Linked DNA regions of Homo sapiens: region 2 is linked to region 1. Evidence: chromatin contacts called from ENCODE Hi-C or POLR2A ChIA-PET data. All regions are on one chromosome and are shown on one strand. The core of a region is the stretch at or near the end of the contact, and the rest is flanking DNA. Distances in the headings are between cores, read along the strand shown. Region 1 overlaps LOC124900167 (a long non-coding RNA gene). Region 2 has its middle 67 kb from the start of COQ2.

Region 1 (7,656 bases), core at 1,685-4,184:
TCACATTTGAGTCACAGCGAGATTTAAAATACAGTGCTGCACTTTACAGGTGTTCTGGCTCTTTTAGCCAAGATGTTAAATGTGAGACATCTAAAGGACTATTCTCTGAACATGGCCAGATACCAGACATGCTAAGCATGGTTAGAGCTGAGCCCTCTGCAATTCTGGGGGCTGGTGGGTACCCTCTTCTCCTTTTGGGATTCCTCTCTGTTTAGCTCCTATTGGAGACAAATAGTTCCAAGAAAGATGTGAAGAAACAGAATAAAGGCAAAACGTGAGTCTGGGGAAGTAAGTCATTGCCTAGGTAAGAAACCTACTTTTAGTCGAGGGCTTTTAGGATATCTGCATATAAATTGGGACTTTTAAGGTAACTCAAAGATTCATTCATTAAACCAATAGTATTTCAGCCCTTGGGATGAACTCAAACTCTTGACTTTCTTAGACAGACTCTACCCTGTCACACAAACTCAAGAGTCATGGTGGGGGCATCTCAACTAATTAGGTAATTCTGAGCTACAGCATAATTGGATACCAGTTTTAAAAGAGATGAATGCTTGCTCTCCATGTAAAACAAACAGAAAGGAAAGCAGCCTTCTCCACATTGCAGGAGAAATGGTTTTATTGCCTCAATTGGGAATATCCTCATTAAAAACTGGTCCTACACACTAATTACTGTTTTAATGGATTAAATGGAAAGACATACATTGAAAATGTCACAAGTAGTTAAGCTTTGTATGGTGGAATTGCTAGAGGTTTTTTGTTTTGATATTTTGGTAATTCTCAGATTTTCTTCATTGAGCATATTATTCATTCATTCATTCATTCATTCATTCATTTTTAGAACCAAGCAACACCTCATTCTATGCCATAGAATGAGTGTTCCCCTTGGCTTAATTTTTTTAAATTATACGTGTTTGGGGAGAAAATTTAAGTGGTACATGAAGTTTGAAGTTGAGAGGAAATGTATTTTATTATTGTATAAAAGACTCAAGTTGGACTAATTCAATACTCAAAAATCATCATTTCCTTTAATGTGGTGATTCTCAACCCTGGCTGCACTTTGTAATTACCTGGGAAGCCTTAAAAATACCAATTCCAGATCACTCACTCAATCTCTACAACCAGATCAAATGGTTCAGAAGCAGAATAGGGCCAATTAGTATTTTTAGAAGATCAACTTATTATAATATCTAAGGTTCCATATTGCAATTCTTTTATCTTTACAGCATTGACTAGGAAGTTACATTACAGACAGTCCCTAACTTACAATAATTCCACTTACAATTTTCCAACTTCATGATGAATTTATCTGAACTAAATGCATTTTCAACTTAATAATTTTGTTTACTTATAATAAGTTTATCTGGACATCACCCCATATAAGTTGAGGGACTTTCTGTACTTAAAATTTGACTCTGTAGGTGTATTGTTACATTCTTTTATTACCATGGGAGAAGGTGGTAATACCTACTACAAAAGTTTTCCAGGCTCTATGGTACAGAACTTGGGGACTTTTATCAGCCATGTGGTCACTTGCTGAAGCAGCCCCAGAGGTGGTTTCTGAGGGAAACAAACTTTCCTGTAGGTAGATGACTTAAGCTCACTTCCATGCTACACTAGGGTGGTCTTCTATTCAGCTGTGTGTCCCCACTCCATTCCTTAATTTTTATAACAATGCAATACGTTATATACCTTTCCATCTGCATACCTCTTCTCATGGATAAGCAGCTTGAGCTGGGAATCTGAACTCAAGGTCTTGCCAGACTTTTAACTCAGTCTCACCACTGCCCAGTTCTTACTAAACCTCATAAATAGCTGGCAAAAATGCTATTTATGAAGAATTATCAAGGAACATGCCCCCTTGTACTCCTCTAAACAATCTTTAGGCCAAGTTCTGTGGCTCACACCTGTAATCCCAGCACTTTGGGAGGCCGAGGCAGGCGGATCATTTGAGGCCAGCTGTTGGAGAGCAGCCTGGCCAACATAGTGAAATCCATTCTCTACTAAAAATACAAAAATTAGCCAGGCATGGTGGCACACGCCTGTAATTCCAGCCACTCGGGAGGCTGAGGCACGAGAATTGCTTGAACCCAGGAGGTGGAGTTTGCAGTGAGCTGAGATGGCACCACTGCACTCCAGCCTGGATCACAGAGCAAGACTCTGTATCAAAAAAGTCTTTAAAAATCTGATTTTTAATCTTGAATTATCTCAGATTATCAGACAGATAAGTACTTGGATGGGATCATTTTAGCTTCTCATACGTTACTTTCAGTGCTCATACTGTAATCCCTCCATACTCTTTAAGCCTACATTAGGAAATGTCTGTTCTAGTTATTATAGAACTACTGTTAAAGGCTTAGATCACTCTTTTTCATGCATCACCTCCATTTTGACGAGAAATTTCTCTAGGTTTTAATTTGTTTGTCTTTTATGGACATGGCCAATCTCCTAAATATTTGTGTTCCCTCTTTGCTTTGCCTGATCAGAAGCTCAGGGTCTAATGTGCAGTGATGTCTAGCATTGTATAGGAACCTTAAAGCACGCACTAAAGCTGCTCTAGGCTTTATTTTTCCTGTGCCTGATTTCTTCATTTTGCATTTGGTATCTTATTGCATATGTGAGTTTGTAAATGGCTCAAATCTCCTTAAGATCAAGGGTATAAATCAGAGTTTCTCAGCCTTGCCACCATTGGGCCGAATAACTTCTTGTTGAAAGTTAGGGAAGGCAGGGCCTGTCCTGTGCATTGTAGGATGCTTAGCGGCTTCCCTGGCCTCTACCCACTAGATGCCAGTAGCAATTCTCTGCCATCTCCCTGAATTGTAGAAACTAAAACTGTTACTAGACATTGCCATATGTCTCAGGCAGGTGGTGGTTGGGTGGGGCAGGGCGGATGGGAGGTGCAAATCACCCATGGTTGAAAACCACTGGTATAAATAAATACAATTGTATTGAGCACCTACTATTTTCTAGGCTATGTGTAGGCCATTATCTTTGGGGGACACAAAGATGACTGAGGTCCAGTTACCTGTCCTCAAAAAAAACCTACAAATAAGTCAAAAGAAAAGGTGTACATGCTCAGAATACACGTATATAAATCTCATGTCTGCTATTAGTATAGATTCCTGTATATTTTTAATAACCGTGGGAAGGAGGAAGTGAAAATAGTATCATTGTCATTTAGAGAAAAAGCACAGAGGGAGCCAAGTATCAGTGCTGTAATGATATCCTAGTGTCCTGAGCGCCAGACCAGAGGGTTCTCCACCACATCTGGAAAGGGGTTTGCAAGTTCAGAGGAGGGAAAGGCAAATCCAACATGGAAGGTTAGAAATGGCTTCCTGGTGGATGGGCACTAGGGATGGGATGTTAACAGGTAAAGAGGAAGACAGGAGACGGTAACTGACAGCAGGAATAGATATAGAGGGGCTGCTTGCTGAGTAGTGATGGGATAACTTATGGAAGTAGAAATCAAAAGGACTGAAGAAATAGGGTAGGTCACATTGTGAAGAGCTTCAGAGGGCACGCATAGAGGGTCTGGGTGTGAAAGGGCAGTCTTCCTCTAGAACCATGTATGCCTGACACCAGTTTAATAAATTATAGGACAAAAGTAGAGAAGAAGCTTAATAAATTAGGTTACTGGAGAGGTTAATGATGGAAGACAATGGAGGCATCGATAGACCCAGTTTACCCTCTGCTTTTTATCTCTTCCCCTCACAAATGTTTTAGTGAGCCAAGTCCCTTTGACTTGCTTGATGAAAGGAGGATAACTAAACTTTGCCAGTGTCAGAAACTTTCCAAGTCTTGTGCTATGAAAAACACAAATACTCCTGAGAGGACTCCTAATTTAAGCATTATCAAGCATGAGCACCATTTTTAACATGAAGAAAAATGTTTTGGAGTACACTTTGTTTATATAAATTGTGTAGCTTAAATTAGGAAATGCCATATCTTCAACTACACATAATCATTTTTTAATTTCCTTATAACTGAGAGTTTTCATTCTTTTGGCTAAAATTTCAGAAATGACACCATTGGTAGATGAGGCAGAATCTTATCCTGATGCAGAGACTTATGAATTCTGGGAGACCCAGAGGTTCTGTGGGAGTAGGGGAGGGAATTGGCCCTAAATACACACTCAGTTGCAGGACTAAAGGGCTTACTGTGGGGTTTCTGGCTTCTGGAGAAGCTCAAGAACAAGGGAGGTCCTTGAAAGGAACAGATCTGAAGGGATCTGGGAGGCTGCAGGAGATGTAGGAGTCCAGAAGCCAACTACTGGTATGAAACTAACCTTTCTCCACTTTCAATGTATAAAGAGGAAGGGATCCTTTCCCTGGCTATGGCCTAACACAGGTGACAAAAAGTAGGGCCTTTTCCACTGACTTTATTTTACTTTCTTGTTCCAGAAATTAGGTTAATCTCTAATGAGGGGCTGGTGGGTTGATGCGACCCATGGAATTATTTGGTAGGTGGCTGAATGCCAGAAGGAGGCATACAGAGGGCAAAGGAGGGGCTGGAAATAGGGGGAATTAAGAGCCCTGGAACGCCAAGGAGAGACTTACTCAGCTGTTTTACCTGATCCCATCTGGATAGCTCAGATTGGCTCAGAAAAACAGAGCCCAGCGCAAGACCCCAGGGAGTCAATAAATAGTAACTGCTGAGAATAAAACTTCCAGTTAGGAGCAAGCCCCCCAAAATCTGGCCATAAGCTGGCCCCAAAACTAGCCATATACAAAATCTCTGCAGCACTGTAACATGTTCATAATGGCCCTAACACCCAAGCTGGAAGGTTGTATGTTTACGGGATGAGGGCAAGGAACACCCGGCCCGCCCAGGGTGGAAAACTGCTTAAAGACATTCTTAAGCCACAAACAATAGCGTGAGCAATCTGTGTCTTAAGGACATGCTCCTGCTGCAGTTAACTAGCCCAACCTATTCCTTTGATTTGGCCCATCCCTTCGTTTCCCATAGGGGATACTTTTAGTTAATTTAACATCTATAGAAACAATGCTAATGACTGGCTTGCTGTTAATAAATATGTGGGTAAATCTCTGTTCAGGGCTCTCAGCTCTGAAGGCTGTGAGACCCCTGATTTCCCACTTCACACCTCTATATTTCTGTGTGTGTGTCTTTAATTCCTCTAGCACCATTGGGTTAGGGTCTCCCCAACTGAGCTGGTCTCGGCACCTTCCAAAAGACAGGGGACTTGGTAGAATGGAAGAGCACAGACGTTGACTATAGCTCACCTGACCTTGAGCCTGACATAGCTGCTTAAGTTTTCCAAGTATTGAACTTCAAAATAGAAGAGCCAAGCATGGTGGCTCACTCCTGTAATCCCAGCACTTTGAGAGGCCAAGGCAGGCGGATCACCTGAGTTTGGGAGTTCAAGACCAGTCTGGCCAACATGGTGAAACCCTGTCTCTACTAAAAATACAAAAAATTAGCTGGGCGCTGTGGTGGGTTCCTGTAATCCCAGCTACTTGGGAAGCTGAGGCAGGAGAATTGCTTGAACCTGGGAGATAGAGGTTGCAGTGAGCTGAAATCGCCCCAGTGCACTCCAGCCTGGGCAACAGAGCGAGACTTCATCTCAAAAAAGAAGAAGAAAAAGTGGTCACAAGGCTAGAATGTCATAACACACATAAGGCTGCTTAACATGAAATCTGGCAGGAGAAACCTCTCAAGAAATTTCAGTTTTTCTTCCTTTATCCATGAATAAACAATTGTGTGTTCCCAGGGGAAATGCTTTTTTAAGACTTTAGGTACAGGCGCAGTGGCTGACGCCTGTAATCACAGCACTTTGAGTGGCCAAGGCAGGTGGATCACCTGAGGTCAGGAGTTCAAGACCAGCCTGGCCCTGGCCAATATGGTGAAACCCCGTCTCTATTAAAAATACAAAAAAAAAAAAAAAATTAGCTGGGCATGGTGGCAGACACCTGTAATCCCAGCTACTCAGGAGGCAGAAGCAGAAGAATCGCTTGAACCCGGGAGACCAAGGTTGCAGTGAGCTGAGATTGTGCCACTGCACTCCAGCCTGGGCGACAGAGTAAGACTTAGTCTCAAAAAAATATAAAATAAAATAAAATAAAAAAGAAGAAGAAAAAATGGTCTCAAGGCAATCTGATCAATCTGATAGCATACATAAGGCTGCTTAACATGGAATCTGGCAGGAAAAACATCTCAAGAGATTTCAATTTTTCTTCCTTTATCCATGAATAAACAATTGTGTGTTCCCAGAGAAAATGCTCTTTTAAGACTTTAGGTAGAGACTGAATAGATCACTGCTACTGTTAGTGTCCTTTGGCCTCCATCTGGGGGTTGGGAGGAGGGCTTCTTGCACAACCTACAGAAGTTCCATTGTTTTTGCTTCCTCTCTACCATATCCCGTTCCCATAGACATGTGGCGAACAGTTATTCACTGTTATAGCATCAGTCACAAAGACATTCCCCATACCCACCCAATGGAGTTTCCAGATAAAAATACAGAATGCCAGTTAAATTTGAATTTCAGATAAATGATGAATAATTTTTTAGTGTGCCTTAAATATTGCATGTGACATATTTATTCAAATTTAACTGAATAGTCTGTGGTTTGTTTTTTTTTTTCCTACATGTGGCAACTCTATTTAATCATCCAAGTACAATTTCTGTTTTTTCTTGACTTAAAACCAAGGTTCCTGCTTCCCAGTTTCTTTAGCAACCACTGAGTAAAAAGAAAGATGGTGGCAATACCAAGACAGTGGCAAGGATGTGGCACAACTGGAACTCTCATACATTACTGATGGGAGTGTAAATTGCTACTGTTAGGGTACGTAGACAGGCAGATACGAGCAGTACAGGATAGGGCCTTAAAGAATGTCAGGCAACTGTCCAGTGATTGTCAGGTGGCTGGCAACAGGAAGCGGAAATTTTCCTAACAAACAGGAGACTTCTTGACTTGTGGGCAACAACTTCCTGATAAGAACTCAAAATGGTGGAGCACCTTTCTCTGGAGACATGTCCAGGCATGCCCAGTAAGGGGCAAAATGGTGGAGTTTGCCCTTTCTCTGGGGGCATGTCCAGGCATGTGTAGTAAGGGGCAAAATGACAGAGTTTGACACATATATGACCTTCCTCTGGGGCTCTAGACTGGTAAGGGAAATTGCCCTAAGAGAGCATGTGCATAACTTCAACCACCAAAGGGCGCATGCAGCCCCTCCCAGATACTGGCAAGACACTGCACATGCAGTGAGTAGCCAACAGCTCACCCAGAGCCAGGGACAAGAAGAAGAGATGTGGGGGCGGAAAGACAGGAAATAGTAAATCTATAAGACTCCTGAGCCAGTGATCAGGTGAGGAACTCAATCTTTTGAGTTGCCTACTTGGTTTCTTCCAAGTGTACTCTTGTTTCAGTAAACTCTCATTTCTGACTTAAATCTACTTCTGTCTCTTGGCCAAGTTCTTTCTCCCAAGAAGATAAAAATTGAGGACTGCATAGCACACCTGGACTTCTTGCAGGTAACAGTACCACTGCTCCGGAATATTAACCCCAAAATATCACTCCTGGGTTGAAACATAACAGAAATACATATATATATATATACCCACCTAAAGATAGTGCAGGAAAACTCATAGCAGCACTATGCTATTCATAACAGTCCAAACTGGAAATGATGCAAAAATAGC
Region 2 (7,656 bases), core at 3,330-5,829, 42 kb before region 1:
GCCAGGGCCTCTGTTCTCTAAGACCGCACAAAGTGGGGGCTGCTTCCAAGCTCCCTCACGTGGTTGTTGGAAGGCCTCAGGTCTTAGACACATGGACCTCTCCACCTTACAGCTACCTTAGGACGTGGCAGCTGGCTTCTTCAAGTGGGAACAACTCAAGAGAGAGCAAGAGAAAGCATTCAAGAAGCCACAATCTCTCTGGAACCTAATCTCAGAAGTGGCATACCATCATTTCTCCCATACTCTGTTCATCAGAAGTGAGTCACTAGGTCCAGCCCCAACTCAAAGGGAGGAGATTACATGAAGGAATAAATACCATGAGTAGGGACCACCTTTGAGGCTGCCTACCGCAGTTGAAAACTATACTTCGGTATTTCAAGGCCAGGTGTCATGGCTCATGCCTGTAATCCCAGCACTTTGGGAGGCCGAGGCGGGTGGGTCACTTGAGGCCAGGAGTTTGAGACCTGCCTACCCAACATGGAGAAACCCCTTCTCTACCAAAAATACAAAAATGAGCCAGGCGTGGTGGCACATGCACGTAGTCCCAGCTACTCAGGAGGCTGAAGCAGAAAAACTGCTTGAACCTGGGAGGTGGAGGTTGCAGTGAGCCGAGATCGTACTGCTGCATGCCAGCCTGGGTGACAGAGAATTGCTTTTCTTTGTACTGTGTATTTTATTTTTTGCATTTGAAAATAGTATTCTGAGAAGAGGTCCAAAGGCTTCACTAGCTGTATATATAACACAGACAAAGAGTCCCTGCTTCAGTGCCAGACAGATTTGGGTCCAAACCCTGCCTCACCCACCAGCCATGTGGACCTTGAGCAATAACTTCACCTTTGCAGGCATCGGTTGCTCCAACAATAAAATGGACATAATAACAGCATATATCATAGACTTGTTGTAAGGGTTAAATGAAGTCATGCAAAACATTAACATTCTGCCCAGAATATATTAACAAATGGTAGTTATCATCAGTTTAGAAAAGAGCGTGCCTAAATTTCATATGTGTGCATAGTGTTCTACTTCACATGATTATAGAAGCCTGGGATCATGTTTATTAGTGGTCGGGTTCTACTCTTTCTTCCGTTGTATATTTTAAATACCTTAACAAATGTGATGAAGCCTAACGTGTTGGTACCAGATCCCTTACCAAAAGCACCACATAGGCCAGGTGTAGTGGCTCACACCTGTAATCCCAGCACTTTGGGAGGCCAAGGCGGGCAGGTAACTTGAGGTCAGGAGTTGGAGACCAGCCTGGCCAACATGATGAAACCCCGTCTCTACTAAAAATACAAAAATTAGCTGGGCGTGGTGGTGTGTGCCTGTAATCCCAGCTACTCAGGAGACTGAGGCAGGAAAATTGCTTGGACCCAGGAGGCGGAGGTTGCAGTGACCCAAGATCACGCCACTGCACTCCAGCCTGGGTGGCAGAGCAACACTCTGTCTCAAACAAAAACAAACAAACAAAAAACAAAACAAAACAAAAAACACACGACAAAAAAATACCAAGTATTATTATATCCAGATGTATTATATTAACACAAATGACATAAGCATAAGAACGAAATACTGGGCCAAAACGTCCATAGCGGGGAAATGCATAATCCAGCAACCTTCTTACCCATAAAATCTCAGGCCTGATGGTTTGCATTTTCAATGCATTGGCCACTTGTTACACAGTATGCAGGTGACTGCTGTGGAAGATGAGTTGGACTGGAAAAAGATTAAAACCTCTTTCTTCCAGCCACCTGCTTCTGACCAGGTGTTCCTTCCTGCCAATGCAGTACAAAAAGGAAGAGGCAGAGAAGGACCGCAGTTACTCTGTCATCATGTGATCTGTGTTTGTGAATCACGTTTGACAGAGGGCTTGTGCTATCCAGGAATCCAGTAACCATTCAGAGTCAGCGTGGACACCTGAGAGTCAGGAATGGCTTGCTGCCTCCATCTGTTAGTTTCCCTGAGTCTGGAGACCAGGAAGGCAGGATCTGGAATGGGCAAGTGCAGTGTTTTCTCATATTCTGACTTGGAGTCAGGACCCAGGTAGAAACTGCTGGTTCCACTTTGGTAGAGAGCCTCTCCCCGAGCTGGCCTCCTTTGCCCTGGCATGTCCAGCACACAAAGGAGGACATTATTAATATAAACGAGCGGACAGCATCTGTTGCCAGAGAGTCTTAATTAGTCCCCAGCTGGGACTGTGCCACGGGCACATTGCATGTTAGTTGTGATTTCCCAGAAACAATGAGGGAAGACCGAAAACACGAAAACACGTTGTTCCTCCACAGCCCCGCCCTCTCCTGCAACCTCACTCTCAATTCTGGGTTGTAGTTTTTCAAAACAGTACTAGAGAGTTTGATCTGAAATATCTTGATTAGTACTGGAATGAAAATGAATTAAAATTAAGCAAAATGTACATGGGATCTCTTGGTACTATTTCTTACCAACTGCATGTGAATCTACAATTACCTCAGAATAAAAAGTTAAATTTTAAAAATTCAAGCTGCTCAGAATTTACTGTGACAGGAAGAAAGAAAGAAACTGAAAAGGAGGAGGAGGAGGAGGGAAAGAAGAAAGCCCTATTCTGAAAATCAACTTTCTATTTTTTTCTTAAATGGATTTCCTCAATCAAGTTATACCTATCCAAATGATATTCTGTGCCTAGTGGAAGGTTGTGGAACAGAAAATGACACCTGCTCTTTTCCTCTCCTTTCCCCTGACCAATCTGACAAGATCCTTAATAGCAACTGTAAAGAGTATCTCCAGTATTATAAACGAGAGCTGGTCAAGGCCGCCCGCAGTGGCTCAGGCCTGTCATCCCAGAACTTTGGGAGGCTGAGACTGGAGGATCAATTGTGCCCAGGAGTTTGAGACCAACCTTGGTAACATAGGAAGACCCTATCTCTACAAAAAAAAAATGTTTTTTTAATTATCCGGGCGTGGTGGTGTGCACCCATAGTCCCATCTACTTGGGAGACTGAGGCAGGAGGATCACTTGAGCCTGGGAGGTCGAGGCTACAGTGAGCTATGATCACACTACTGCACTCTAGCCTGGGTCCTGGGTGACAGAGTGAGGCCCTGTCTCAAAAAAATAAAAATAAAGAGAGCTGGTCAGAGTTGCTGACTCCCCTCCAGAGAGAAGGACAGAGAAGATACACTTTTCATGATAAATCCTTTTAGACTTCTAAATTTTATAGTGTGTATATATACTACCTAGTCCCAAAATATTATTCCTCAAATCTTACATAAGGTCTAGCTCAAACAAGTCCTTCTTGATTAAGCCTTTCCCGTTTTACCACTTAGAATTCACCACTAATAGAGGGGTAGTGCTCAAGCCTGGCTGCCAGTAGAAAAACCTGAGAGATTTTTAAAAAATGCCCAAACTCGGTGCCCTCCCCAGACCAGTGGACTGAGAATCGTGGAGGGGAGGAGGTCAATCTGGGTATTTTTCAAAGCTCCTCAAGTAATGTTAATATGTACTCGGGGTTGAGAACTTTTGCCCTGACCCTTTATGGAGCCCATATTTAAGCACTCACCCTATGAGTAAACTGAGTAATTGATTAAAAAGTAAAAAACACTTTCACACCTTTTATCTCATTTGGTCTCTATAATAACAACACGTAAACTGGGCTTCATTTTCCCACTGCACAGAGGAGGAAGTGGAGAGCTGAGCTGCTAGAAGTTACCAAGGTCCCTTTGAGAGCTTCAGTTCTGCACTTCTTGTATTTGATCATCTCCCCTGAGATTAACAGATTTTGCTCTCCCCACCCAGAGCCCAGTATCGCACCTTTCATTCAAGCAGTTCAACCTCAATAACCAAAACAGTGAAAAATGAGTAGCTCAGCAGAACACCAGGAAGTCACTCCCAGTGACAGAACCCCACAGGGTGGTTCAGCTTCCTCATAGGTTTCTCACATTACGGGTAACAGTTCATCTTCCTGTTTCTTTCACTTCTTGTTTACCCCTATCAAAACCACCTCAGTCGCATATTTGAAATGCATTTTCCCAAGCCCCAGATTAATCAGAATCCCCGCGGGTGTTGTTCAAGTATATCTTGTGTGTATGTGTGTATCTGTGGGAAAATATACATAAAATTCACCATCTTAGCCCATTTTGTGTGTGGTTTAAGCAACAAATATTTATTTTCTCACAGTTCTGGAGGTTGGAAGTCTGCAATCAGAGCATCAGCATGGTCAGGTGAGGGTCCTCTTCCCAGCTGGCGGGGGTCCACCATCTCAAGGTGTCCTCACTTGGCCTGTTTGGCCTTTGCAGAAGACAGGCAGATCTGGAGAATGAGAGATTACTACAGACTTAATCAGGTGGCGGCCTCAATTGTAACTGCTATTCCTGATGTGGATTCATTCTGGAGCAAATCAGCCCATCCCCTGGTGCCTAGCAGGCAGCTACTGGTAGGCGAAGGCTTTCTTCTCCATCCCTGCATCTTGTGGCTCACTAACATGCACGTGAGCCTGGTATGCCAGGAACACGTGCTGCGCCAGCGGCTGGGCTTCCAGCGAGGTACAGAGAGGGGACACACGCCTTTCAGGGGGAGAAAGGGGCAGGGAGGGCCTCTAGGGACACCACGTCAGGACCCTCCCACTGCACCCAGGCCTTGGAGTGGGCCACCCTGCCCAGGACCCATCTTAACCATTTTTAAGTGCACCATTCAGTGGCAGTAAGTACATTCACATGTTGTGCTATCATCACCATGGTCTATCTCCAGAACTTTTTAATCTTCCCATACAGAAACACCTATTAAAGAACTTCCTATTCCCCTCTCCCCCAGCCCCTGTTAACCACCATTCACTTTCTGTTTCTAGGAGTTTGACTACTTTATTAGATTGCTGCAAAAGTAATTGTGGTTTCCATATTTAAAAAAAAATGGCAAAAGCTGCAATTAATTTGTTTTTTTGGTTTTTTTTTTTTTTTTTGAGACGGAGTTTCACTCTTGTTGCCCAGGCTGGAGTGCAATGGCACAATCTCAGCTCACTGTAACCTCTGCCTCCTGAGTTCAAGCGATTCTCCCGCCTCAGCCTCCTGAGTAGCTAGGATTACAGGCATGCGCCACCACACCCAGCTAATTTTGTATTGTTAGTAGAGACGGGGTTTCTCCATGTTGGTCAGGCTGGTCTCGAACTCCTGACCTCAGGTGATCCGCCTGCCTCCACCTCCCAAAGTGCTGGGATTACAGGCATGAGCCACTGTACCCAGCCTGCCTATTTTTTAATCGAATTATTTATTTTTATGTGGTTGAGTTGTAGGAGTTCTTTATATATTCTGGATATTAACTCCTTATCAGATCTATGGTTTACAGATATTTGCTCCCATTCTGCAGGTTGCCTTTCCACTCTGTTGATTGTTTCCTTTCCTGCACAGAAGTTTTTGCAGTCCCACTTGCTATTTTTGCTTTTGTCACCTGTGCTTTTGTGTCATACACTAGACATCATTGCCAAATCCAATGTCATGAAGATTTCCTCCTATATTTTCTCCTAAGAGTTTTATAGCTTCAGGTCTTACATTTAGGTCTTTAATACATTTTCAGTTAATTTTTGTACAGTCAAGAGTCCAATTTCATTCTTTTGCAGGTGGATATCCGGTTTTCCCAATTCCATTTGTTGAGAAACTATCCTTTCCCCATTGTGTTGTCTTGACACTCTTGTCAAAGATCATTTGATGATATACATGAGAGTTTATTTCTGGGCTCCTTATTCTGTACCATTGGTCTATATGTCTGTCTTTATGTCAGTGACATTCTGTTTTAATTACCCTACCTCTGTAATGCTTTAAAATCAGGAAGTGTGAGGCTTCCAGCCTTGTTTTCCTTTCTCAAGATGTTTTGGCTATTTTTGAGATTCTATATGGATTTTAGTATTTTTTTTCTATTTCTATAAACAATGACATTGGAATCTTTGATAAGCATTGCATTGGATCTGTATATTGCTTTGTGTAGTATGGATATTTTAATGCTTCCAATCCCTGAACATGAGATGTCTTTCTGTTTGTGTCTTATTTAATTTCATTTAGCAATGTTTTACAGTTTACTATATGCCTTTCACTTTCTTGGATAAGTATTTTATTTATTTGATGCTGTTGTAAATGGGATTGTTTTATTAACTTTTTTCAGATTACTCATTGTCAGTCTTTAAAAATGCAACTGATTTTTGTGCGCTGAATTTGTATCCTCCAACTTTGCTAAATGTATTAGTTCTAACAGTTTTTTATTTTTCTGGAATATTTCAGATTTTCTACAAATAAGATTATATTATTTGCAAACATATATAATTTTTTTCTTCCTTTCTAATTTGAGTGCCTTTTATTTCTTTTTCTTACCTAATTGTTTGGGCTAGTACTACCCATAGTATGTTGAGTAGAAATGTAGAAAATGGACATTCTTGTCTTGTTTCTGATCTTGAAAGAAAGCCTTCAGTTTTTCACCGCTGGGTATGATTATTAGCTATAGCCTTTATTATGTCAAGATAATTTCCTTCCATTTCTGAGCTGAGTCTGTACCTGCTCCTGTACCTGTTCTCAGAAAAAGCCAGCTATGGGTGAAGAGACGGTGTGGAGAGAGGCCCACCAAAAACCTGGCAGGCTTCAGAGTTTTCTAGTGCTGAGTGGTCAAGTGTCCCTCTGGTCTGCTTAACACTTCCTCTACCTAACCCTTCCTCAGAAATCACTGTCTTCCCTCATTCAAGAGGAGGAGAAAGAGAGTGAACAGTGTACCAAGTGCTGACATGCATTATCTCATTGAAGCCTCACTAGGTATTACTATCTGCATTTTGTAGATGAGAGAAGTGAGGCTCGTGAAGTTTAAGCAACTTGCACAACCAGCGTCAAATAAGTGGACAATTAGAAGTGGTGGAGATTGGACCCTAAAATGAGTCTTTCCAGACATAATACCCAGGTTCTTCCCACTGTAGCTCCTTCTCTCATTCATTCAACGAATGCCTACTACGTGCCTTTCCCTGTGCTAGGAGCTCAGAGAACTACAAGGAAAAGCAAGATGTGGCACCTGCATTCAAGGAAACCACTGCTAAGAGAGGATATAAATGCCAAATCTGTAATTATAACAGATAGAAAAAAGTGCTACAGGGTGTAAACACTATGGGAGCACAGACAAGCAGGGATTCTGGGGTATGAGTTGAGATCCGCTCACCCAAAGCAATGTCCAGTCCTGCAAGCGCCTTTTACAGTAAGTGCCCTATATAGGTGTACCATTTTTAATATTTTATACTGTATTTTTATTATACTTTTCCTACATTTAAATACACAAATACCATTGTGTTACAGTTGCCTAGAGTATTCAGTATAGTAACATGCTGTACAGGTTTGTACCTAGGAGAACTAGGCTATACCATATAGCCTAGGTGTGTAGTAGGCTATACCATCTAGGTTTGTGTAAGTGCACTCTATGATGTTCACACAAGGACAAAATTGCTTACCAATGCATTTTCAAGAGTGTATCCCTGTTGTTAAATGATGCATGACTATATTATCATCATTATTATCCTCTGATCAAACTCTCCAGTGCCTTCCACTCTGACTCAGATAAAAGCTGAAGTCTTTACAGTGGCCTATGAAACCCAACATCAGGGGTGTCCAATCTTTTGGCTTCCCTGGGCCACATTGGAAGAATAATTGTCTTGGGCTACACATAAAATA

What was found. Hi-C counts contacts between places; a loop is a spot of excess contacts on that map. ChIA-PET counts read pairs that join two places held with the same protein, here RNA polymerase II (POLR2A). Pooled maps may share reads with other maps.
Region 2: a map of GM12878 shows a loop between it and region 1 (5-fold over the local background). The contact joins two enhancer-like sites. A Hi-C loop is called at or near these places in 3 of 168 maps with a recorded cell type or tissue (B cell, GM12878 and astrocyte of the cerebellum), 35 of 37 single-sample maps with no recorded cell type and 7 of 50 pooled maps. POLR2A ChIA-PET finds 5 or more read pairs at or near these places in 8 of 52 experiments (B cell, GM12878, IMR-90 and 5 more).

Annotation. Positions count from the first base shown.
Region 1 is chr4:83,170,534-83,178,189 of GRCh38, reverse strand. All of the region lies in intron 4 of LOC124900167 (a long non-coding RNA gene), which reads left to right. Among named protein-coding and RNA genes, the nearest start is that of PLAC8, 60 kb to the right of the region's middle. RefSeq lists enhancers at 3,253-3,302, 6,926-7,165, 6,439-7,638. Within about 2 kb of position 2,934, at least 2 of the 41 ENCODE cell types and tissues checked have a DNase peak (open chromatin) inside an H3K27ac peak, as active enhancers do; they include B cell and GM12878, where a contact is called at or near this core.
Region 2 is chr4:83,214,059-83,221,714 of GRCh38, reverse strand. No RefSeq gene overlaps it. Among named protein-coding and RNA genes, the nearest start is that of COQ2, 67 kb to the left of the region's middle. RefSeq lists enhancers at 112-211, 1,921-2,180, 4,638-4,707. Within about 2 kb of position 4,579, at least 14 of the 41 ENCODE cell types and tissues checked have a DNase peak (open chromatin) inside an H3K27ac peak, as active enhancers do; they include B cell and GM12878, where a contact is called at or near this core.